3 separate regions of the Homo sapiens genome follow, and regions 1 and 2 are each linked to region 3. The links are chromatin loops, found by intact Hi-C in ENCODE. Cell type or tissue: IMR-90. All regions are shown on one strand.

The links. Peaks named below come from ENCODE experiments on the same cell type or tissue, not always from the same donor. Only the 100,000 strongest peaks of a DNase experiment are listed, where the experiment ranks them.
Region 1: a loop joins it to region 3, with 7 times the contacts of the local background. A loop is called at or near these places in 7 of 110 quality-filtered maps.
Region 2: it touches region 3 in a loop (6-fold over the local background); 4 of 110 quality-filtered maps call a loop at or near these places.

Annotation. Positions count from the first base shown.
Region 1 is chr11:6,359,033-6,367,032 of GRCh38, reverse strand. LOC124902623 (a long non-coding RNA gene) reads right to left here and starts at 4,238. Exons shown (of 2, transcript XR_007062571.1): 1 at 3,923-4,238; 2 at 1,766-2,746. RefSeq lists a silencer at 3,660-3,954. In IMR-90, a CTCF peak has its summit at 3,772 (motif pointing right); a DNase peak (open chromatin) is centred at 3,782; H3K27me3 peaks cover 298 bases.
Region 2 is chr11:5,201,792-5,209,791 of GRCh38, reverse strand. No RefSeq gene overlaps it. Among named protein-coding and RNA genes, the nearest start is that of OR51V1, 5.1 kb to the right of the region's middle. In IMR-90, a CTCF peak has its summit at 4,821 (motif pointing left); DNase peaks (open chromatin) are centred at 4,781 and 6,221; H3K27ac peaks cover 468 bases.
Region 3 is chr11:4,622,930-4,630,929 of GRCh38, reverse strand. No RefSeq gene overlaps it. Among named protein-coding and RNA genes, the nearest start is that of OR51D1, 11 kb to the left of the region's middle. In IMR-90, a CTCF peak has its summit at 4,535 (motif pointing left); a DNase peak (open chromatin) is centred at 4,539; H3K27me3 peaks cover 193 bases.

The DNA of each region.
Region 1 (8,000 bases), 1.7 Mb before region 3:
GGAGGCAAGCCCAGAGAAAAGAGAGAGTAGAGACACGGAGAGAAGGGGCGGGGGGTTCTTGCCCCCTAGAAAAGCAGAGAAGGGGTAGAGACATGGAGAGAAGGGGTCAGGGGTTTCTTGTCCCCCAGAAAAGCAGTACTTGCCACTAAGGGTGAAGGACCAAGGCAGGCATCCCCACGTGGTCAGACACCTCTGAAATGTGGGTGAATAATCAGGCAGGCATCCCCGTGTGATTAAACACCAAGGGAAGACTGTCTTCCTGAGTCCGTGACCAGCGCCGGAGTTTTGGGTTCACGGATAAAATGTGTCTCCTTTGTCTCTAACATAAAGGGAAAGGTACTGAAATTAAGGGAGAGATTGAAGTGTGGTGCCAAGATTGAAAGGAGAAAGAGGTTGAGGGATAGTAAGAGAGGTTGGAGAAGAGAGTAAAAAAAAGGCCACTTACCCGATTTAAAATTGGTGAGTTGTTCCTCGGGCCGGTCGGTCTGAGGACCCAAGGTCGTAGGTGGATCTTTCTCATGGAGCAAAGTGCAGGAGGACAGGGGATTGATCTCCCAAGGGAGGTCCCCCGATCCGAGTCACGGCACCAAAATTTCACTCCCGTCCGTGTGAAGAGCCCACCAAACAGGCTTTGTGTGAGCAACAAGGCTGTTTATTTCACCTGGGTGCAGGCGGGCTGAGTCTGAAGAGAGAGTCAGCAAAGGGAGATAGGGGTGGGGTCATTTTATAGGATTTGGGTAGGTAAAGGAAAATTATAGTCAAAGGGGGTTGTTCTCTGGCGGGCAGGGGTGGGGGTCACAAGGTGCTCAGTGGGGGAGCTTTTGAGCCAGGATGGGCCAGGAAAATGAATTTCACAAGGTAATGTCATCAGTTAAGGCAAGGACCAGCCATTTTCACTTCTTTTGTGGTTGAATGTCCTCAGTTAAGGCAGGAACCAGCCATCTGGATGTGTATGTGCAGGTCACAGGGGATATGATGGCTTAGCTTTGGCTCAGAGGCCTGACAGGAGGGACAGAGAAGAGACTTTTCCCAGGAAGAAGGCCACTGTGTAGAAGGTAGAACCACAGCAGGCCTATTCAGCAATGGAGGCTTAAATGAGATACAGTCACAGCAGAGGCAGAGGAAAAGGTGGTGAAAAATCCTGGCAGGCTGCTGGATTCTGACTGCCAGTCTCCTACCAGTTCATCTGAATGGTCAAAGTCCACCAGCTAACGGGAGCCTGGGAAATGCAGCCTGCAGAGACCAGTTCCCCAGCAATTCAGAGCCAAGCAGGAGGAGGTCTGGAAGGAAACCTGAGGAACGGGTCCTCACCCTGTCCTTACCCAGCTTTATTTTTCTTTAGGTCACTTATCCCTACTCCTATTCTATTCTATTTTGTTCTACTCTAATATGCTCTGTTTAGTTCTTTTCTGTTCTAGTGTTTCTATTCTACTCTCTTCCATTCTATTTTACTGTTTCTATTCATTTGTTCTCTTCTCTTCTATTATTTACTTGTTTGCTGTCTGTTTCTTCCACTAGTAATGAACTGCACAAAAGTAGAGACTCTTCACCAGTGTAACCCAAGTACCTAGAACAGTGGTTGGAATATTACAGGTGCCAAATGAATATTTGTTGAGTGAATGAATGAATAAACTTGCTTACTGTTAAGATTCAAGAGGGCAGGAAACATCTACTGTGTTCATTATGATACGCCCAGTGTCTACCACAGTACCTGGTCAGCGTGTGTATTGGTTTCCTAGAGCTGTTGTAAAAAATTACCACAAACTTGGTGGCATAAGGCAACATAAATTTATTCTCATTGTTCTGGAGGCTAGAGGTTTGATGTCAAGATGTCAGCAGGGCCACACTCCCTCTGAAGGCTTGAAGGGAGAATCTGCTCTTTCTGCTTCTGACATTTCCGGGCATTCCTTGGCTTATGGCTGCATCACTGCAATCTCTGCCTCTGTCTTCAGTGGCCTTCTCTTGCATTTGTTTCTTTTAAGGACATTTGCCATTGGATTTAAGGCCCATCAGATAATCAAGGATCCTGAGATCCTTAACTTGATTACATCTTTAAAGTTCTGTTTTCCAAATAAGGTCACATTCACGGGTTCTGGGACATGGGCATAACTTTTGGAGTGGGGGAAGCAACTATTTAACCTACTACAGAACTTACAAAACACTTGTTGGCTGACTGGCTAGACTGACTAGTCTCCCTGGGTCTACTTTTGCCCCTGTCCAATCCGTCTTCCACAATGCCACTAACCTGACCTTTCTAATTAGAAAAAGCCTTCTTTTCTTTTTCTTTTTCTTTTTTTTGGAATCATAACTTCCTACTTGGAAATTTGAAAAAACTTCTGTGTTTTTCCATCCTAGGGGAAAAAAATTCATACTCCTTAGCTCAGCTACAAGATCTTCCATCTGTTGTTCTCTGCTTCCCTGTTCAAGTCTCTCTTCTCCCTCTCTCCTCACTTTTCACTTTGTGCTCCAACCACATGGCTGACCAGGGTCCTCTGTATATTTGTGTAGTATATGCAGTTTCTTCTTCCTCAAATAGCTTCCTATCCTTTGACCCTTTGGCAAACTCCTATTCATCCTTCAAGTCTCAACCAAAGTCCCTCTTCTATGCTGCCGTCCCTGCACACTGACCCCACACCCCTATCTAGAATCCTAATATGTAGATGCTCATTTGATGTTTGTTTGAATAAGTAAATAAACCCAAGTGGGATGGGGGCTGAGAAGGGTAGGACCTGGATTAGGCTTGGGTCTGGAAGAAAAGGAAAATGGGAAAAGTCACACTTGGTATCTAGGACAGGTGCCAGGGACTGGTGGGATGCTGGGACTGGAAGCATTTGGCCTTTGGGTAATACGGCCTGAGATAGATGTGATGGGAGGCCTGCCTATGGGAGGTGGTGAGATGGCACAGGGGTGTGTGGTCTGGTGTTAGAGGGCCAGCAGATGCGAGGCCCAGGTGGGCTGCCATGCTATAGAATCTAGTCTTCTTGGGCCACAGTTCCCGGGATGGGATTAGTTAACTCAACAGAGACCACCTTTGTTATGAGACCTGGGCACAGCTGTGGCCATGTCTGAAGAGGGACCCGGGAGCACAGGCAAAACAAAATGGAAAGCCCCAGTGGCCAGAGGCCTCTCTGGAGACCAGTGGGAAGGGGACGATAAACAGAGGAAACAGATGGGACCTGTCCAGCTCTTGGGGATCAAAGAGCCCCCACAAACACCACTCCTTATGTCCTCTGAGTAATGGTCTTTAGTAACCTAGGCACAGAGGGTCCTAAAAGAGAGGACTATAGGTCACTGAAAGGACCTGGTCGTGGGGGTCTGAGAAAGGCCCTGGTCTTTGGGGGTCAAGAGCTATAGGTCCTGGTCATTGAATGACCTGATTGTGAAGCCAAGCCTAAATGAGGTGCCCTCACCACCATGGAGCTAGAATGAGGGGTTCTGGTCAGTAGAGAGCCTTAGAAAGAGGCCCTGGTCATTGGATGCATGACCTAGGGGCCCTGGTCACTGAGGCTCTGGTCAGTGGGGGGTGGGACTGGGGGCTGCACAAGGGGCCCTGATTCCTGAGGAGACTGACCTAGAGGCCATGGTAACTAAAGGACTTGAGCAGGGGGCTCTGGTGACTGAAGCCTGAATGAGGGGCTCTGGTCAGTGGGGGCTTAAGGGAAAGGCCACTTCTGTTATTCCTGAGCTGAGGTGGGGAGAGCTCAGTGCTCCTTGTCAGCCTAGCATGCTCCTGTGCCCTCCCAACCTGACCAGCATGGCTCCCAATAGCCAGCAGATGGCACTGTGGCCTTGCCTGATGAGAAGTGGGCAGCCAGCAGGCAGTCCTTGGGGTGAAGAAGCTCAGCGGAGAGACAGGCTCAGGTGCTGCCTCCAGCAGCTTTGGGAGCTGCAAGAATTTGGGAGGGGGTGTGGTAAGACAGACCTTGATCAAACTCTCTGGGGTGATGGCCCAAGGCAGACGCGCTGGAAGCAGAGAATGCTGTGCCGTGGGTCAGGAGGCCTCAGTGTCTTCCATACCTCAGAAGGCAGGACGGGCTTGGTCAATAGCTCTGGAGTTCAGAACAAACTACTGCAAATGTGGCCCAACATACTCAGATACACTTTCACTCCAAGACTAATGCAGCTGTCCCTGTCACAAGATCCAAGACAAACTAAGACGTACCCTGAACATTAAGCTGTCATTTCCCGGCACTCTCAGTATTCCAGAAGGAATTAAGAGTCTGTACCCTGGCACAGTCAGAACTTGTCACAGCCCAGAACTCAATACCTCACTCACGGGGCGTGGCCACATTCCAGAACCATGTCACAGTCCAGGGCCTTGTCATACCCCAGATATAGACACAGAGTGGGGCTCTGGCATCCCTCAAATAATGGCACGTCCCAGGAACCTCCATGTGCAGAACAACCCAGGGCCTGTCCTGTCAATCTTTATATACTGGCATTTCCCAGGGGCTTGTCACAGCCCCTGCTTGGCCCTGAGCTGTGATAGTATCTGGTGTGCAACAGCTACGATGTGACAGGGCCCTGGGATATGGCAGTATTCAGTATACAACAGAGTCCTGAAATGTCCCTGTATTGGAGGATTGACAGGGCCCTGGGCTGTGACTTTATCTACAATGTGCAGCAACTGGTTCCAAAACTCACACCTGTGGGTTTGGCCATCATCAACAAGTATTAGTGATCAGAGTGCATAGCAATTATGGTGACAAGCTCCATGGGGGATACAGAGTGTACAAAGCAGTGTTTCTCAAACTATCCATGGTGACAAGACCAATTTTATTTTAAACATTTGCATTTCAAATCCACTGCAGACTGACACTTTTGTAAAATGCAATTAAATTGCTAGAAAAACAAAAATTTGGCCGGGCGTGGTGGCTCATGCCTGTAATCCCAGCACTTCGGGAGGCCGAGGTGGGCAGATAACCTGAGGTCAGGAGTTTGAGACCAGTCTGGCCAACATGGTGAAACCCTGTGTCTACTAACAATACAAACATTAGCTGGGCGTGGTGGCAGGCACCGGTAATCCCAGCTACTTAGGAGGCTGAGGCAGGAGAATTGCTTCAACCCGGGAGGCGGAGGTTGCAGTGAGCCGAGATCGTGCCATTGCACTCCAGCCTAGGGGACAAGAGTAAGACTTCGTCTCAAAAAGAAAAAAGAAAAAAAAGAAAAAATTTAAAAAGACACAAAATATGAACCCAGTTTGTAAAAATAAACTTTTTATTTTGGAATAATTTTAGATTTGCAGAAAAGTTGCGAAGAGAGTAGACAGTTGCTGTGTACCCTTCATTCAATTTCCCCTAATGTTAATATCTTGGATAACTGTGGTACATTTATCGAAACTAATAAATTAGCTGTGGCATGGTACTATTCACTAAACTACAGACTCTCTTCAGATTTCAGCAGTTTTTCCACTAATGTCCTTTTTCTGTTTCAGAATCTAATTCAGGATACCATATGGCGTTAGGTGTACTTTTTGTTATTAAATTAAATGATAAATAATGATTCTGTCAAATTGCTATAGACATTTCTAAATGCTTACTCTCCATTTCTGAACTTATCTTCTCATGGGAACAAATAATTTGTAGGTGGATACTGGCCTGTAGGCCACAATTTTGAGTAGCGCTGGTATAAAATGGCTAGCTGTCATATATATGGTGGTGTGGCAGGGAAGTGAGGGGTGGGAAGCAACTGGCATTTACAACTAGAGTACAGGGGTACAGAGGAAGCAAAGGTGGTGGCCATGTGGGTGGGTCTTGGCCATGGAACACAGTAATGGAAATGGAGAGCTTTTGGAATGCAGTCCCGAAAGATACCTAGTAAGACAGTGATCCTGCAAGTGTGCATTGTTTTGAAGTTTTGGTGTAAATATCTGCAACAACCAGCAGGTCCTGATGACTATTTATGAGCTCATTGAGCTATAAAGGTGGGTAGAGAACTTCGAATTTTTTTTTTCTTTTTTTTTTTTTTTTTTTTAGAGAGGAGAAGAAAAACCACACACAGGGATCAGACGCCTCCAGCTGAAGAAGGTGAGGCATAGAGATCTCTCACCACTAGGGAACATATCTGAGTCAGTCAGCACCAAATATGTTAGCAGTGGCAGGTATCTGAGTTACTGGCAGCGAATCTGTATGCATCTGCAGCAACCTCAATTCTTGCCTCCTTAGAAGAAAGAATTCAGCCAGGCGTGGTGGCTCATGCCTGTAATCCCAGCACTTTGGGAGGCCGAGTCGGGTGGGTCACCTGAAGTTGGGGGTTCGAGACCAGCCTGACCAACATGGAGACGCCCTCTCTCTACTAAAAATACAAAAATTAGCTGGGCGTGGTGGTGCATGTCTATAATCCCAGCTACTCAGGAGGCTGAGGCAAGAGAATCGCTTGAACCCAGGAGGCAGAGGTTGCAGTAAGTGGAGACTGTGCCATTGCACTCCAGTATGGGCAACAAGAGTGAAACTCTGTCTCAAAAAAAAAAAAAAAAAAAAAAAGAAGAAGAAAGAATTCAACTGAGAGGCATAAGGCAGAAAAAAGGACCAAGGCAAATTTCAGAGCAGCAGTGGAAGTTTATTAAAAAGCTTTAGAATAGTAAGGAAAGAAAAGAAGGAAAGTACACTTGGAAGAGGGCCAAGTGGGTGACATGAGAAACCAAGTGCCGAGAACTTAGAATTTGAAAAGACAAATTTGGCTCTGGAGATTCCACAGTCTGACCTAGGCCCCTGCCAGTCCAAGGACTCTGGTGAGTCAACGTCTTTTAGACTTATGTCTAAGATTGTATGACATGAGATCAAGAAGCACAAAGGTTCAGGGATAGCAAACTTCCCCCGAGGAGGGAGGAAAGGAACAGAACAAGGTGGATGCGTTCATGCTTCAGGGCTTCATCCTGCCCACATTATGATCTGGGACCCCAGCAAGTGGGGAATGTAAACACTCTGGCCTTAGTCTCCCAGTGATAGTACAGTGGAATAAATAAAGTAACCCCAAGGAGGATTCTGAGGATGAACTGAGAGTTATATGCAAGTGTTGGCATGATGTCTGGCATGAAGTAGGAGCTCCCCTTTTCTGCTCAGGATAGTCCTTGCAGGGTGATCAGTTTTCTCATCTTTACCTGCTTCTTTTCCTCCAGGTTCCATTGGTTCCATAAAGCTGTAATCAAGGTCCTAGTAGGAGGTGCCTGGCCTAGGTCTCATCATGTTCTGGATTCTGCCAGCCTCCTTCTCTTTGTGTTAGTGTCCACTCATCCTTCAGGTGTCAGATGGAAGCCTCCAGTGGGTTTCTCCAACACTTCCCTCCCATCACCTCTAAGATGCAGTTTGCTGCTAAACACTTTCTGTAGTCTTATCATTATTGCTATTTGATTATGAGTATAGTAATGGCAGAAACCATACCTGTCTTATTCTCCACTCTATTTCCAGCACCCAGCCAGTGTCTGTCCCAAAGTCAACATTCAGTTGGATGTTGGATAAATAATTGGAAGTAAAGTATGTGATTTTTTTCTTTAAATTATTTTGACTATACTTAACAGGGAGTAATAAACAATGCACAGTCAGGTGTCAAACACTCTTTTATTGGAGCTGAATAGGTTGCCTGGAAAAAAGATTGACCTGATATATATGAATTCAATATACCATAAAAATGGAATAAAAAATCTATAGGGGACAGGCGCGGTGGCTCACGCCTGTAATCCCAATGCTTTGGGAGGCCAAGGTGGGAGTATCGCTTGAGTCTACGAATTTGAGATCAGCCTGCGCAACACAGGGAGATCCCCATCTCTACAAAAAAAAAAAAAAAAAAAAAAAGATTAGCTGGGTGTGGGGGTGCACACTTGTGGTCCCAGCTACATGGGAGGATTGCTTCAGCCCGAGGAGGCTGAGGCTGCAATGAATGGTGTTTGTGCCACTGCTCTCTACCCTGGGTGACAGAGCAAGACCCTGTCAAAAAAAAAAAAAAAAATCACTGGAAAAAGAATAAATTTTTTTTTGAAATGGAGTTTCGCTCTTGTTGCCCAG
Region 2 (8,000 bases), 580 kb before region 3:
TTGTGGTATATACATAAAATAGAATGACATTCAGAAATGAAAAATCAACTACAGTCATACACTAGTATGAATGCAATTCACAAACATAATATTGAATAAAGTCAGACATAAGCAACACAGTATAATTCAATGTATACACACTTTTAAAAAAAGGGACATGAGTCAATCGTGATAAAAATGAATTATATCAGGATAATTATTAACTTTGGAGACAATTAGTGGAATGATAAAGAGTGAGCATATGTTTACTCTTTAATTTCCTATCTTATTAGTTGTTACATGGGTGTGTTCACCTTCCAAAAGTTAATTCAGCTGTGCATGTATAATTTGTGTACTTTTATATATGCATGCTGTACTTAAAATATTAAAATAAAAACTAAATTTAGAAACTAAACAATGGAAAAAAGTCAGACCATTTCTTTGCATTTCAAGAAGTGCATACTAACTGAGATATTACATTCTTAAATGGCTTTAGTCAATTAGGCTTTAAATTTCACCACTATATAAACATTTGCTTCTAAATCTAGGTAGACTGTCTTAACTTCCTGAAGAAGAGGGAAGAAATAATGAAAAAAGGAAAATAACAGAAATACCTAGAGGAGGGAAATAAAAAGCCTAGGAAAGCAACATGAAAAGATGGTGCTCTCTGGTACATCCTGTGCTTCCTGAGATGTTGTTATTCGTCTTTTACACACACTGTCTTGGGATGGGCATTAAGGTGTTGTAGCTACTCAGCTAGTAAGTAGCTGAGCTAAGATTCTTTCAATTCCAAAGTCAGCAGTGTCTTCACTACATGGTACTATGTCAAGAAAGAGAAACTCCACTAAAAAGAACTTCATTGCTCTCTGTTAGGGATACATTAACATTTTGGGACATGAAAAAAAAATGTTACAATAGCTTACAGGTCACCTCCACTTATATGACCTATGGACCTCTTAAACTCAGCGAGTTGAAAAGATAGTAAATTATCCTCCACTTCTTTCAGTTTCCTCTAATGCTTCCAAACTTGATGAATGGTTCACTCAGATTTCCAAGACAAAATTTTGTCAATCATTTTTGCCTTTACTCTCCACTCTCTTCTATCCCTTATATATATTTAATAATCAATTTCTCACAACTAGAATTATTATCATAAATACTGATAGCTTTTGAGTGGCAGATAATGAGCCGTTTTTATATATTATCATCATACCAACAATATTTTTAAAAATTGTGCAGCTAAGTGTTGAGCTAAAAATTATATACCTAAGAAATGACAAAACCAAGATTTGAAACCAGTTCTCACTGACCAGAAGATCATTCTTTCAGCTAAGGAGCTAATTACTGCGTTCCTTCATAGTTTTTTTTTTTCCTCTCAGGTATTCCCTGAAATATGCATTTTCTTGGTCCTACTCTACTCAAATTTCAAACCACTATTATTTCATGCCCTTCAATAACTTCTAACCGGTTCTATTTTCCTATTTGTGTCTTGCAACATGGGATAATAGGTTCTGGCATGAGACAGCCCGGGCTCTACTCTCAGGTCCATAAGTTAATAGCTTTGTTTTGAGGATAAGTTACTTCTCTATGCCTTACATTCCTCAATAATAAATTAAGAGCTATAATGGAATCTACTTTATAAATTTCTTATAGTGAGTAAATTAACATAAATTCCTTCGAAAAATGACAAACCAAATAAGTTCCCAGTAAATATTAACTTTTTATCATGATGATCATGGTGATATTAATAATAAAACTAAAATTATAATTTTTTTCTTCACCTATAGCCACAGTCAGCTTCTCAAAGACAAATATGATTATGCCTCACCTTTTTATGATCTAATAGCTACTAATTTCTCCACGCTGACGTTTACCACAGAACCTGGACATAGGTGTTGCACACACTATGATCTCTAATAAATAAATAAAATAAATAAAACAGAAAAAAAACGATACAAAGGGTATGAAGGATTGAGTGAATATGTTATATGCTACGGCACCAGTGGTCTTTCTGGGTATTGTACACTTGCCCCATTCTAGGACAATGGTTCCTTCTGATTAGTTACCTTTTCCAGTCTGAGAGACATGCCTGGCTCACACCTGATTTGTAAGGCAATGGAGATGGAGACACTCTTATATCCAAAAGTACATAGCTCCGGTAGCTTAGATAATAAACCTTTGTCACCTCTAGAGAATTCTAAAAATCCACAGATTTAGAAATTCTAGGAATCCAAGAAATTACAATTTTAGATCTACTACAATTTCACAATATAACAATAACCAATAAACACGGACATTTTATTTACATAAATAAAAGATGGGTTTGTCACACAATTTAAAAATCTAGGGTCGAAAGCCACAGCAAAGGCAACCTCCTGGCACTATATCACAATAGATGACACCTGCATAGAGAAAGCAAAGTGGTCATGTTAGTCACTGATTGCCTCAAATAATCCCTGTGGGGATGTCTACTCTTTTGTATTCCATCAGCTTTTTTCCCAGTAACAACACATCCTAGCAATAATATCCTGACGAGTTTCTATAAAAAAAAAAAACTCCCCTCCTAAGATACAGTATCTTTGTGGTTGCATCCCCAGCCATCCCTCATTTGGTTGAGGTTGGAATTTCAATGGGTGGGTTGAATTTTTCCCTAAACAAACTTGCCATGGTAAAATCAAGGCTAGCATTACTGTTCACACAAGGCACTGTGCTAAGATCCCCATCCTTATAGCAATGGGAGGGCTCATAGGCAAGTCATGTCATGCAGAGGCCATTTCATCATCCCTTCTTGTCTTTGGGGACTTGGGTCTCTCCGGTTGTATAGGAGATTTCGCCAGGCATTTGAATCCTTCACTGCTAGTCATCCTGGACTCTGTGGTGTACAATATCCATCTCTCCTATGTTCTGAGGTCAGAATGACCTCTCTCTTAACCAGTTGTCTGGGCCCAGGCTCCATTATTGATATAGTCATGATCTCCTCTGTTGGGGATGAAGTAGGCAAATTTGAGGCACTAATTTACTTCTCACATTCTTTTCTTGAACAGAAAGATAGAACTGGAAATTAATAGTAGTATATAAATTCAAAATTTTAGCTTTAATAACATTTAATCAGACATAAATAATTATGGTAATGTGAATTTCAATAAATAAATTTTAGTTCTAATATAAGTGTAACTGTGTAATATTCATACTTTTTCTGAAGGCTTTACTAATTTGATATGGCATTACTTTTTTATTGCTGCCAAAACTATTCTTATTCCACTGTGTGGTGATGAGAAAGTGAGAGATGTTCTGGAGATGGTGATTATAGATAGCTTCCCTGAAGCCATAGTAACCCCCTGGAGAAAAATTGGACCTGGAGTCTAGCAGCCTAGGTATGGGTACTCGATTTCTTAGAAAGCCTTTACAATTTCCTTTATCTTAAAAATAAGGGTATTGAAGTAGAATTCTAGAATTTTCAGAGGACAACTTAAAATATGTGTAATAGTTTTAATTATTTATCCTCATAAATTTAACTGTTCATTTTAATATATTTAAGGATGAATTTTTTAAAAAGTTGATTTCATAAAAACGGGAATAGAAAGATGGTTCCATAGGCTGACTGAGAGTGTAGAGGAGGGATGGGAAGGGAAAGAAGTTGATCTTCAGTTAGACTAGAGGAATAAGTTTTAGTGATCTCTCACACTGCATAGTGAACACAGTTAATAATATATTATGTATTTAAATTAAAAATTGCTAAAAAATAAATATTTTATGTTCTCACCACAAAAAAAGTTGGAAGGTGATTCATATGCTAATTAGCTTGATAGACTCTCTCTACAATGTATATATAGATCAAACATCACATTGTATCCCATAACATATTATATATATTATATATTTATATTATATATTATTATTGTATCCATTAATATATGCACTTATTATTTGCCAGGCAAATAAAAAATGTTTTTAAAATATAAATTTATTTGTAACCTCCTTTTACTTTTCTGCTTGGTTTTCTTCTTTCATTCAGTGTTTACCAGTTTCTTATAGTTAATTTTATTTTAAGCTGTCTCACATTTTCTGAAGAAAAGGGAACATATTAAAGCCAACAAAACAAATACACTATCTTGCATGAGATGATTTATGTCATGGTACAATCAAATGCTATAAATCTTATAAAAACTTCTCAAATGGTTAGATGGCTACAGTTGAACAGATGGACCATGTCATATATTTTTTATAATGCTTCTAAGGTATGGCTAATTTTTAAAAAATATTTTAGTAATGATGGGAATATTATTTATAGAAATCTTATAAAATATATAATGAAATATGTAATAAAGTCTAGATAAATGTGTATATACATAATATATATTTATTACATAATATATAATATATAATGTATATTTATATATTACATGCATTATATATTAAATATAATACATTTTATATATTATATATTAAAATATGTAATAATATGTTATTAAATATATACAATAATCTATTACATTTTATGCTTATATAATATATAATAAATATATAGTATATAATAAATATACACTATATATTTGTATCTATATATGTTTATAAAGTCATTCCTCTAATTAGGTCATAACCATTCAGGTAAACTGGAAATTTAAGCCTACTTCAGGTTTGTGGTAAATAGATTCTCTCTGAACTAGCATATTCAGAATCATTAAACAGTCAGTTCTTTGGACAAGTCTTATAGAATGTTCTTACCTCTTCAGCCATCCCAAGACTCTTGAGGGCCTGACCTCGCTTACACTAAAGCAGATCTGCCTTATGCATCACTGAAGTAGGGAGGGAAGAAAGTTTGATGAACTACTTCTGACCCCTAGTGGTGTCCAGAAAAGACCATTAAAGGAATGACCTTTAAAGGATGGACATACAATTTTTTGTCCAAGGCAGGACATGTGTGGGTGTCTTTCAGTAATTATGTTCTAAGAACAGCAAAAACTCCACTGCCTTGGCAAATAGGAATGTTTTAGTTCTATAGAATTATAAAGAAGCTGTCTTTTAAACACAATATACTTTCTCTATGTCTTTGGAACAATGACTATTGGTCATTACCCTATTTTAAAGTAAGCAAGTAATCACACAGGGAATTATTCTGAAAAGACAGAAAAAAAAAAAAAACCAAGAGATTTCTGCATATGTAGGTCAGTTTTAATCAGAGGGCATCAGAAAAGACTCCTGAAAGAATGACCTGGTTATTATAATCACAGATTTGCTTTCCAAGTCAACATTCCAGACAGTGCTCAGAGGGGATACGAAAACCCTTTTATTTCTCCAGACTCAAATTCACTGCTATTTGTCTTCTCTATTTATTTTATTATAGGCATTGTTCTGGTTGCTGGGAACTCAGACTGAGATACCATACACTGACTCTCAGATAGCATAACACAACATGATGTCTTGGAAAACTGTAAATCTTTTTGTTTTTTAAATACAGGTGGAGCATCTGGCACACCTGACATATTGATCTTGTTTTTCTTTAAATCTTCATTTATTTACCTTATCAAAACTATGCTCTTTCATCCTACCTTTCAAAACATATTTTAAAAAATCCTCCAACATGTATTTTGCTCTGGTAATCCCAAAAGGCTGATAGTCTCTATGGTGGCAACATGGATAATACTGTTCCCCATCTAGATGGTCTCATTTCTTCTGTATCTAGTCTGAAGAAGCCTGAATGAAAGTAGATTTTTAAGCTTTGTAGCTAGTCTGAAGCCTTTGTAGTCAGTCTGAAGAAACCTGCATGAAAATAGATTTTTTTTTTCCTTTGGGACAGAGTCTTGCTCTGTCGCCCAGACTGGAGTGCAATGGCGCGATCTCGGCTCACTGCAACTTCCACCTCCCAGGATCAAGCAATTCTCCTGCCTCAGTCTCCCAAGTAACTGGGATTACAGGAGCACACTGCCATGCCCAGCTAATTATTTTTGTGTTTTAGTAGAGACAGGGTTTCACCATTTTGCCCAGGTTGGTCTCCAACTCCTGAGCTCAGCCAATCCACCTGCCTCGGCCTCCCAAAGTGCTAGGATTACAGGCGTGAGCCACCAAGCCTGGCTGAAAGTAGATACTTTTAACACATACCTACATTCACAGAATATTAAATCTTTTGTGATCAATCCCAGATCCTTGACGATATGTCTGAGTCAGGCTGGAAATGAGAGAAATCATGTTTGAAATTGGAGTGTTGTATTCAAGGTCAGCAAGATCCCTGGAGCAGCATCTGTTTTATAAACCATTCAAACTTGGTATATGATGACTCAATTGGTGGCCAAAGGTCAGAAAAGACTAAGTGTACACAGATGATTTTACACACACTTTGATAGGAGTGTTCACATTCATATTATCTTTATATCTCTGTGATTGTCTAGCTCTTATTTCATAGAATAATTAATTAAAAATTATTTGATAAGTGCCCATTCTATGCTAACCCTTATTTTTCATATTCTTGAGCAAAAAACAGATATGGTTCCTAATCTTCTACAGCCTCTAATGAATCTAATGGAAATTCAGTGTATAATAAGTGGTATAAATATAAACTAGTATACTGTGATGAGAGTAAGTTAGTTAAGGGGGTTGAAGAAATGAGATAATCTAGGTGGGGAGCAGTATTAGAAAAATCCCCCTGAGGAAGTAATCATTTTAACTCAAAAGTTAATGGTGAAAGGAATTGCTGTGCAAATACTTGGGGTAGATAATTCGGAGCACAGAGAAGACCATGGGCAAAGATCCTGAGACATGCATGTACTTAGCTTGTTTTGAGGAAGATAAAGATACCTAAATATTAAGGAGTGTAGGCAGTAGTGGTCTAAAGATGTAATAGAAGAGGCAGGTGAGCCACGTTATACAAGGCTTTTTGACTATGATAAAGAATTTGTATTTTACATTACGAGCAATGGGTAAGTGACCATCAAAGAGTTTTTTCAACAAAGGTTTGTGTGATTTAGTAGATGTTTGTAGAAAAGCAATTTGGTTTCCCTGGAGATAATACATTTTTTAGAGGACAAACAGATAAATCATGATATTAGCTAGTAATAATATTAAATTATTATTAATTTAATAAATTATCATAGTAGCCAGGGAAACAATGATATTATAAACCAAGACGGGCAATGTGTAAAAGTGGGCCTATCTGGGATGTGTTTCTGGTAGAAATGGTAGAAATTGATGAAAGATTTGATGGAGAGAGGAAAGGGAAGGAAAGAGAGAAATAAAAAATTTTAAAAATGACTCAAGACTTGTCTTATGCAATTGTGTTATTGGTGGAGTCACTTTATAATATTAGGAGAAAAGGGACAGAAAATAGATTTTGGGGGGAAAATCAAGTACTTTATTGGCATCATTCTTATTTTAAGATTAAACACTCAGATGAATATATTAAATAGCCAGTTGTATTCATGAATTTGAGCTCTCAGGAGTGGTCAGGAATCAGAGGTGCAAATGTTAGTTTCAAATAATAAGAAAAAGTTGACATAGTCTGCACATTAAGGAACTGAGAATTTAGTTTGTAACAGAGATATTAGTTAAATATTTAGTTTAAATATTAGTTAAATATTTAGCTAATAAATACAAAATTATAAGTTTTATTTAAAATTGAAACATGATACCAAAATAATAGATATATGGATAAATTTGTCTTAAGAAACTTCTTGAAAAGTGATTGTTGAGTTGCAAGATCGTTTTAAAAAGGGTAGGAAGAAATTGAGGAAAAGATGATGAATAATTTAGGCAGATAGAACATTTCGAGAAAAATTTTACGAAAGAAGAGAAATTCGATTTAGAGAAATGAAAGAAGATACGTATTCAAAAGACTGAAAAATCCTCTGCAAGAAACGAAGAAACTTCAAGCATTCTATGGAGAAAAAAGTATTAAAAATAGTGAGCTAAGTTATTCAATGCTGAGAAGGAGTCAGGGCAAGAAAAACAATGGTTAGACTGCTAGAAGACGTCAGTGTAGTATAGAGAGTACATTGAGAAGAAAGTCTGTGGAACTGTGTTGTGAGGCT
Region 3 (8,000 bases):
AGGGTATCCTTGTCTTGTGCCAGTTTTCAAAGGGAATGCTTCTAACTTTTGCCCATTCCATATGATATTGGCTATGGGTTTGTCATAAATAGCTCTTATTATTTTGAGATATGTCCCACCCATCAATACCTAGTTTATTGAGAGTTTTTAGCATGAAGGGGTGTTGAATTTTACAGAAGGCCTTTTCTGCATCTATTGAGATAATCATGTTGTTTTTGTCACTGGTTCTGTTTGTGTGCTGGATTACACTTATTGATTTGTGTATGTTGAGCCAGCCATTCTTTTGCATTTGCTGAGGAGTGTTTTACTTCCACTTATGTGGTCGATTTTAGAATAAATGCTATGTGGTGCTAAGAAGAATGTATATTCTGTTGATTTGGGGTGGAGAGTTCTGTAGATGTCTATTAGGTCCGCTTGGTCCAGAGCTGAGTTAAAGTCCTGAATATCCTTGTTAATTTTCTGTCTCATTGATTTGTCTAATATTGACAGTGGGGTGTTAAAGTCTCCCACTATTATTGTGTGGGAGTCTAAGTCTCTTTGTAGGTCTCTAAGAACTTGCTTTATGAATCTGGGTGCTCCTGTATTGGGTGCATATATATGTTTAGGATAGTTAGCTCTTCTTGTTGCATTGATCACTTTACCATTATGTAATGGCCTTCTTTGTCTCTTTTGATCTTTGTTGGTTTAAAGTCTGTTTTATCAGAGACTAAGATTGCAACCCCTGCTTTTTTTTTTTCTTTTTTTTTTTTGCTTTCCCTTTGCTTGGTAAATATTCCTCCATCCCTTTATTTTGAACCTATGTGTGTCTTTGCACATGAGATGGGTCTCCTGAATACAGCACACTGATGGGTTTATCCAATTTGCCAGTCTCTGTCTTTTAATTGGGGCATTTAGCCCCTTACATTTAAGGTTAATATTGTTATGTGTGAATTCGGTCCTGTCGTCATGATGCTAGCTGCTCATTTTGCACATTAGTTGATGCAGTTTCTTCATAGTGTCATTGGTCTTTACATTTTGGTATATTTTTGCAATGGCTGATACTGGTTTTTCCTTTCCGTATTTAGTGCTTCCTTCAGAAGCCTTCCTTCAGGCCAGGTGGTGACAAAATCCCTCAGCATTTAATTGTCTGTAAAGGACAATGGAACAGAATAGAAATTCCAGAAATAAGACTGTAAAGCTACAACCATCAGATCTTTGACAAACCTGACAAAAACAAGCAATGGGGAAATGATTCCCTATTTAATAAATGGTGCTGGGACAACTAGCTAGCCATATGCAGAAAATTGAAACTGGACCCCTTTGTTATTACCATATACAAAAGTCAACTCAAGATGAATTAAAGACTTAAATGTGAAACCCAAAACTATAAAAACCCCAGAAGAAAACCAAGGTAATACCATTCGTGACATAGGAACAGGCAACTATTTCATACAAATACCAAAAGCAATTGCAACAAAAGCAAAAATTAACAAATGGGATCTAATTAAACTAAAGAGCTTCTGCACAGCAAAACAAATAATCGACAGAGTAAACAAACAACTTACAGAATGGGAGAAAACTTTTGCAAGCTATCCATCTGACAAAGGTCTAATATTGAGCATCCATAAGAAACTTAAACAAATTTACAAGAAAAAACAACCCCATTAAAAAGTGGGCAAAGGACATGAACAGACATTTCTCAAAAGAAAACATACATGTAGCCAACAAACATGAAAAAAAGCTCAACATCACTGATCATTACAGAAATGCAAATCAAAACCACAATGAGATACTATCTCACACCAGTCAGAATGGCTATTAATAAAATATCAAAAAATAACAGATGCTGGCGAGGTTGTGGAGAAAAGGAACACTTTTATGCTGTTGGTGGGAATGTAAATTAGTTCAACTATTTTGGAAGATGGTGTGGCAATTCCTCAAAGACCTAGAGGCAGAAATTCCTTTTGACCCAGCAATCTCATTACTGGGTATATACCCAAAGGAATATAAATCATTCTATTATAAAGACACATGCACATATATGTTCATTGCAGCACTATTCACAATAACAAAGACAAGGAATCAAACTAAATGTCCATCAACAGTGGGCTGGATAAAGTAAATGTGGTACATAGACACTACGGAATAGGATGCAGCCATAAAAAGGAACGAGATCATATCCTTTGCAGGGACATGGATGGAACTGGGGGCCATTATCCTTAGCAAACTAATGCAGGAACAGAAAACCAAATACCACATGTTCTCTCTTATAAGGTAGCTAAACGATGAGAACACATGGATATATGGGGGAAACAACACACACTGAGGCCTGTTGGAGGGTTTGGGGTGTGAGAAGGGAGAGGATCAGCATAAGCATATCTGACTAGTAAACCCAAGCAAAATTGTCTCAATTATTTTTAATACTGACAATTCTGAAGACATTCCTAAATAGGAATTTTAACAATAATTTTAAAACTAGCTTTATTTGCTGTATGTTATCTTAAATCACATAGAAATATCATATAAACAGACAGAGGCACATCTTATAGCTTTCATTAAGATGTTTCATTTGTCAACTTCCAAACAGTTTTTATTTTCCCCATTCAGACTATCAGTCTTCCAATGGCTTGTTTCATTGCCCTACGCAACTGTTAGCTAGGCAGTCCTAAATTTGCACTTCTAAAACGATGACTCCTAGGTGAAACAAGGTGGAAAATTTGTATCTTAAAAGTACAGAGCTGAGACTTCAGACCTAAATATCCTACCATCATTTCCTCAAGCCAAAGAAAAAGCATGTAGGTAAAAGCCCATTTAAGACAAGATGGCCAGGAAAAGCACCTTAAACAAAAGTAAGACTTGTTATGTAAATGAAATACAATGGTAAGAATTTCTAGTGGCTCAGTCCTTCCTCTCTTTGGTGTACAGAGGCAAACACCCTCACAAATGGACAGTTCCTTTATAGATGTAAATTTCTTTTCAAAAGCATTTCAAAATATCCACCTAAATGCCAAAAGGTATATTTTGAAGACTGATTTTGTTCCATAGGTGGTCATTTTAACTTAGCTTCTGTTTTTTACCTAAAATTACTGCATTTAGGGTGAAGCCCATTAAGGAATAGTGCAAAGAAAGCATTTGCTATGTGTAGACTCATGCATAGCTCTGAAAAAAAAACAGGAAGCCTACTTTACCTGAGGGTCTACCTTTTACAAACACTTTATCCAGCTTTCTCTTCACCTTCAGGGCAGGGTAGTAACCAGACTAAAAGGTTAGAAGACTTAATTTTTCTTATCAATTAGTTGCTTAAGCTTTTTGTCTTTTATAAAGACTTTTCTTAAAAACAATAAAAACAATGAAATCTTTTTAGAAGCATCTGCACATCAATAGGCATCCCTGGATGAGCCTAATTAGACAGCTCTAATTTTCAAATGCACTTTTCAAAATGGAGTGTTGTTCATTTGGAGCTTTCTATTATAATTTTTCATTATTTTTAGTAAGATTTTACGACTTTTGTCAATGTGTGCTGCTTCCCGGGCCTAATACTTAATACTATAGGTAAGTGTCGCTAGAAGATGGAGTACTCAGTTCTTCAGTAATTAAGCATCCCATTTTTACATTTATTCTTGGCTTAATTCTCAGATCCCCTTGATCAACTTAGCCAATGATTTTTTCCCTACCTAAAAGCACAAAAGAAATAGAAGATACAAATCCCTGCAAATTTTCGAAAGCCACAGTTTACACCCCCTGAGGTACTGATACAGGAGTTAAGAAGGAATTACTTAGGCAGATAGCAAGGGAACCCCCAAATCATTTTCTAACAAAGAGCAGCCTGCAAGCTGGGAGCTTGCATGGGTGAATGCCGCAGAAACTGAGGACTAGACATTTTCATAATGGTGGCTCCATCTTCCCTTCTCTGCCAGCCGCGTGTATCCTAAGGAGCAGACCAGATGGGGCTGATAACTGAAAAGCCCATTTGCATAAGATTAGGGTAAGGTGACCAGCCTTCCCCATGTGCCATGTAAATGTCATACCTAATTGAACCAATCTGTGAGCCCTACATAAATCAGACACCACCTCCTCATGCCAGACTAAAACAATCGGTGCATTCCCTGCCAGCTGGTGTTTTTTTCTTCTCCATCCTTTCCGCATGGTCTTTTCTGCTTGGAGAACCCTTCCTCTATGGAGGAAGCTGTTCCTCTTTCTCTTCTCTTCTACCTATTAAACCTCTGCTCCTAAATTCCACCTGTGTCTGTGTCCTAAATTTTCTTGGCATGCGACAACGAACCCCTGGCATTATTCAAAGGCTTCTGGACTGAACCCAGCCTCTGACAGTCCGTCCAGGTGTTGGTAAAGGATCTCCAGCTATCCTGTCACAAAACTTTCCTTTCTTTTCTATCCATGGTCATTATGTCTACTATGCTCTCCGTATATGCAATGTGCAGGAATTTTTACAATTCAGGGGAACAGTTCTGTTAGGAAAGATCGGCAAACATGCAGTAACTCAATAAACGTCTTTACCGTTTCTCTGGTGAGTACAAGGTATTACTAGGCCAACAGCGCCACCTAGTGGAAACAGAAATCCTCTTCATGAGGCACATTGTGAGTCCTATGCCATAAACTGCGGTGTCCCAATCCTGGCTTTTCGCACTGCTAGAAAGGCTTCAACTGTGAATGGGAAAGCTCTGCCTTCAACAATTAGGAGCAAAATGTCCTCTGTAGCCAAATTTTAGCCTCAATACTGTCCCATCAGCAGATAAATGGCCATTCAGTCCCTATGTTCTCTTAAGGCACCTATTCTGCCTCCAATTAGAGTGGTACCTAACTAGTAAGGGGATTTTAAGTTTGGAAGTTAGCCAAAACCATTCTATAAAGGTAAATGCTTCAGCACCGGCCATAATAGCAAGATACAGAGTTTAATCTAGCATGCCCCCCCCCCGCCCATTAAAGGGGCCTTGCCCAACTATTACATAGTTTTTCTTGAGATCCGTTTTTCAGGGAGCCAGGCGGCTCACACAAGTCTAGGAAGTCAAAAGTCACCCAGGACTAGAGCCACCTGGGTGAGCATGACTAGCCCTAATTGCTTAGTTCCTCTGGAGTGCATTCTGAAGCACAAGGACTTCTGTGACCCAGAAACTTTAACAAAAATGTGGCTCATTTTCTTTTGCACAAGGGCATGACCTTTTTACTAGACCTCTGCAAGCATTGCAAAATAAACCCAGCTCTTTTAGCAATCATATCAGGCAGGTCCAAAAGAAAATAATTCTCTAAAATTAGAGAAGCAACTCCCAGGGGAACTATCTGAGGCTCCCCTTTATTTGGGGCCCCTTCAAGTTCCCTTCTCATTACAAGATCTTAGACAAATAAAGGGAGACTTAGGTCAATTTTCTAACGACCCTGATAGGTATATAGAAGCTTTCCAAAATTTAACTTAGGTATTTGACTTCTCATGGAGGGATGTTATGCTGCTTCTAAGCCAAACCCTAACCACAGCTGAGAAGCAGGCAATTCTGTAGGCAGCAGAGAAATTTGGAGATAAGCAATATGTCTTCTATAGCAGGCCTAAAAGGAAAAGCGAAAATAGAATGCAGGCCCAGGACCCCATAAGCCTGCTGTTCAAGCCAGCCCAACAACATAATCAGTAACAAACTTGACTACAGGCCTCCATCTTGTTTCAGGTCCTTGGGAACATGACCTGGAACCACATGGCAATACTTTGTTTTAGTCTCCACCATTTTACAATGGTGGCTGTCTTCTTGTGCTAAGTCAGTTCCTGGGTGAGGACCACACAATCAGATAAGCCAGTTTGTCAATCTAGGTGGTGCCAGCTGATCCATCAAGAGCAGGGTTTACAAAATATATTAAGGACTAATCTTGAGAGCAGTTAAGGGAGGGTCAGAATCTTGTAGCCTCAGCTCCATGACTCCTAGGCCATGGTTTCTAATCTTATGGCTAGTTTCTTGGTCTGCTCCCCAGGCAAGAGGTAAGCCTATCTTAAGAAGGGGCTGTTACCATCTTTGTTTTAGACTATAAACTATAAACCCAGCTCCTCCAAAAGTTGGTTTGGCCTATGCCCAGGGATAGGCAAGGATAGCTTGGGAGCTGGAAACAAAATGGAGTTGGTTGGGTCAGATCTCTTCCACTGTCTCAGTAATAATTTTGCAATGATAGTTTTAAAAGCTGCCTATCACCCCTTTGAAAACACCATATACACTTGAGGTTAAGTCATAACCTAATTAAGGCTTGTTGGTTTCACCTGTGAGATTACTTTTTGTAACGTTCAAAAGCTGAAAATCTTAATTGCTTCGCATGGCTAAAGTCTAGTAACAAGAGATTTAAAAGGATTTTCTTAAAAAGCTCTCAGCTTAATTAAAAGTGGATATTCAAGTTATAGGTATATTTAAAAGGCCTTTATGTTTTTCTCTTCTTGGATCTTGTCTTTCTGGAAAAAGTTTTTTTTCTTCTCAGTCAACTGAATTATTTTTCTCCATTTTTTGGCTTGCCACTCTTAATGCACACATAAGACGCCCTAAGATAACTTCTGGTAGCATGGAACTACGAGGCACCACAGACCCTGTTTTGGGAAAAAAAAAAAAAAAAAAAACCCTGTTTTCCTCGTGAAACCACAGGAATTAAAAGCAAATAGTTTAATCTGTAAGAAGTAAAAATAGTCTTAAGGATTATCGGTAAAATGCAAGTGTCATCAAAATGCAATAGGTGGTCTAAATCATTCAATTTAGATACTAGGTTTGCTAAATGGTTCGAGGTTGTATACTGCCTGCTTTACAGTTAGGTAAGGCACAGGGAGTTAGAATCTGGAAAGAGACAAGCCTTATCTGCACTTCTGTCTGGGTCCTAAGCGCCACACATGGCACATAATTAAAATCGCTTACTAACCAGGTTTTTCACCAAAAGTAACGGTTGCTAAGAGTAACAGAGCAACATGATCACTAAATAGTTTTATATGAAAGGCATATAAAAACAGTAAAATGTGTCTTTAGTAAAAGATTATAGGAAAGAATGGAAATGTTAATTTTGCCCAGGGATGAAGGATTATATTAAATTTGATAAGACAGAGCTAGAGGTTTAAGCAAGTTATAGAAAGATTGTAAAAATTAATCTTGCAAAAGTGTGTAAACATTAATTCAAAAGGATCTTTTGAATATATGGTCTTTTCATAAACTGAGCATCAAAATAAAAGCACAGCAAGGTGGTCTTAAGATGCTTATCTGGCCTTTAGCAAAAGGGTTGTAAAAGGTTTGTAAAGATTTCACCTCATGGTCAAATTGGTTAAGGTTAGATGGAATCATCTATAAGGTTTCATTTAAACAAATTGGGGCTGGGCATAGTGGCTCATGCCTGTGATCCCAGCACTTTGGGAGGCCAATGCAGACAGATCACTTGAGGTCAGGAGTTCAAGGCCAGCCTGGCCAACATGGTGAAACCCCATCTCTACTACAAATACAAAATTAGCTGGGTGTGGTGGTGCACACCTGTACTCCCAGCTACTTGGGAGGCTGAGGCAGGAGAATCACTTGATTCTGCCAGGAGGCAGAAGTTGCAGTGAGCTGAGATTGTGCCTCTGCTCTCCAGCCTGGGTGACAGAGCAAGACTCTGTCTCAAAAAAATAAAAAATAAATAAAATTGGGTTAACATTAATAAACTAATGCAAGGGTGAAATATGGCTTTAAACAGGATTTTCATGTAATAGTAATGCTACTGAAAGGTTTTTGCCTTTTGAGTCATCATTTTGGCAAAATAAATAATTTCTAGCATTCTGGAATTCTACTTCATAACATCCAGTGTTTTAAACCTCTAGCATTTAACAGACATCCCAAAATCAAACCTCAAGTTTCAAAATTGTCTTTCCTGCTGCCTGGCTTTCTAGATGGCTCAGAGGGCCCCTGAAACATCCATAGAAGAAGTAAACAGGATTATTTGACATGTTTAGTCACATGAGATTTCCAAAATGATGTCAAGTCTTCTTTAAGTCATATTCTGGTGAATAATACTAATATATGTTCCAA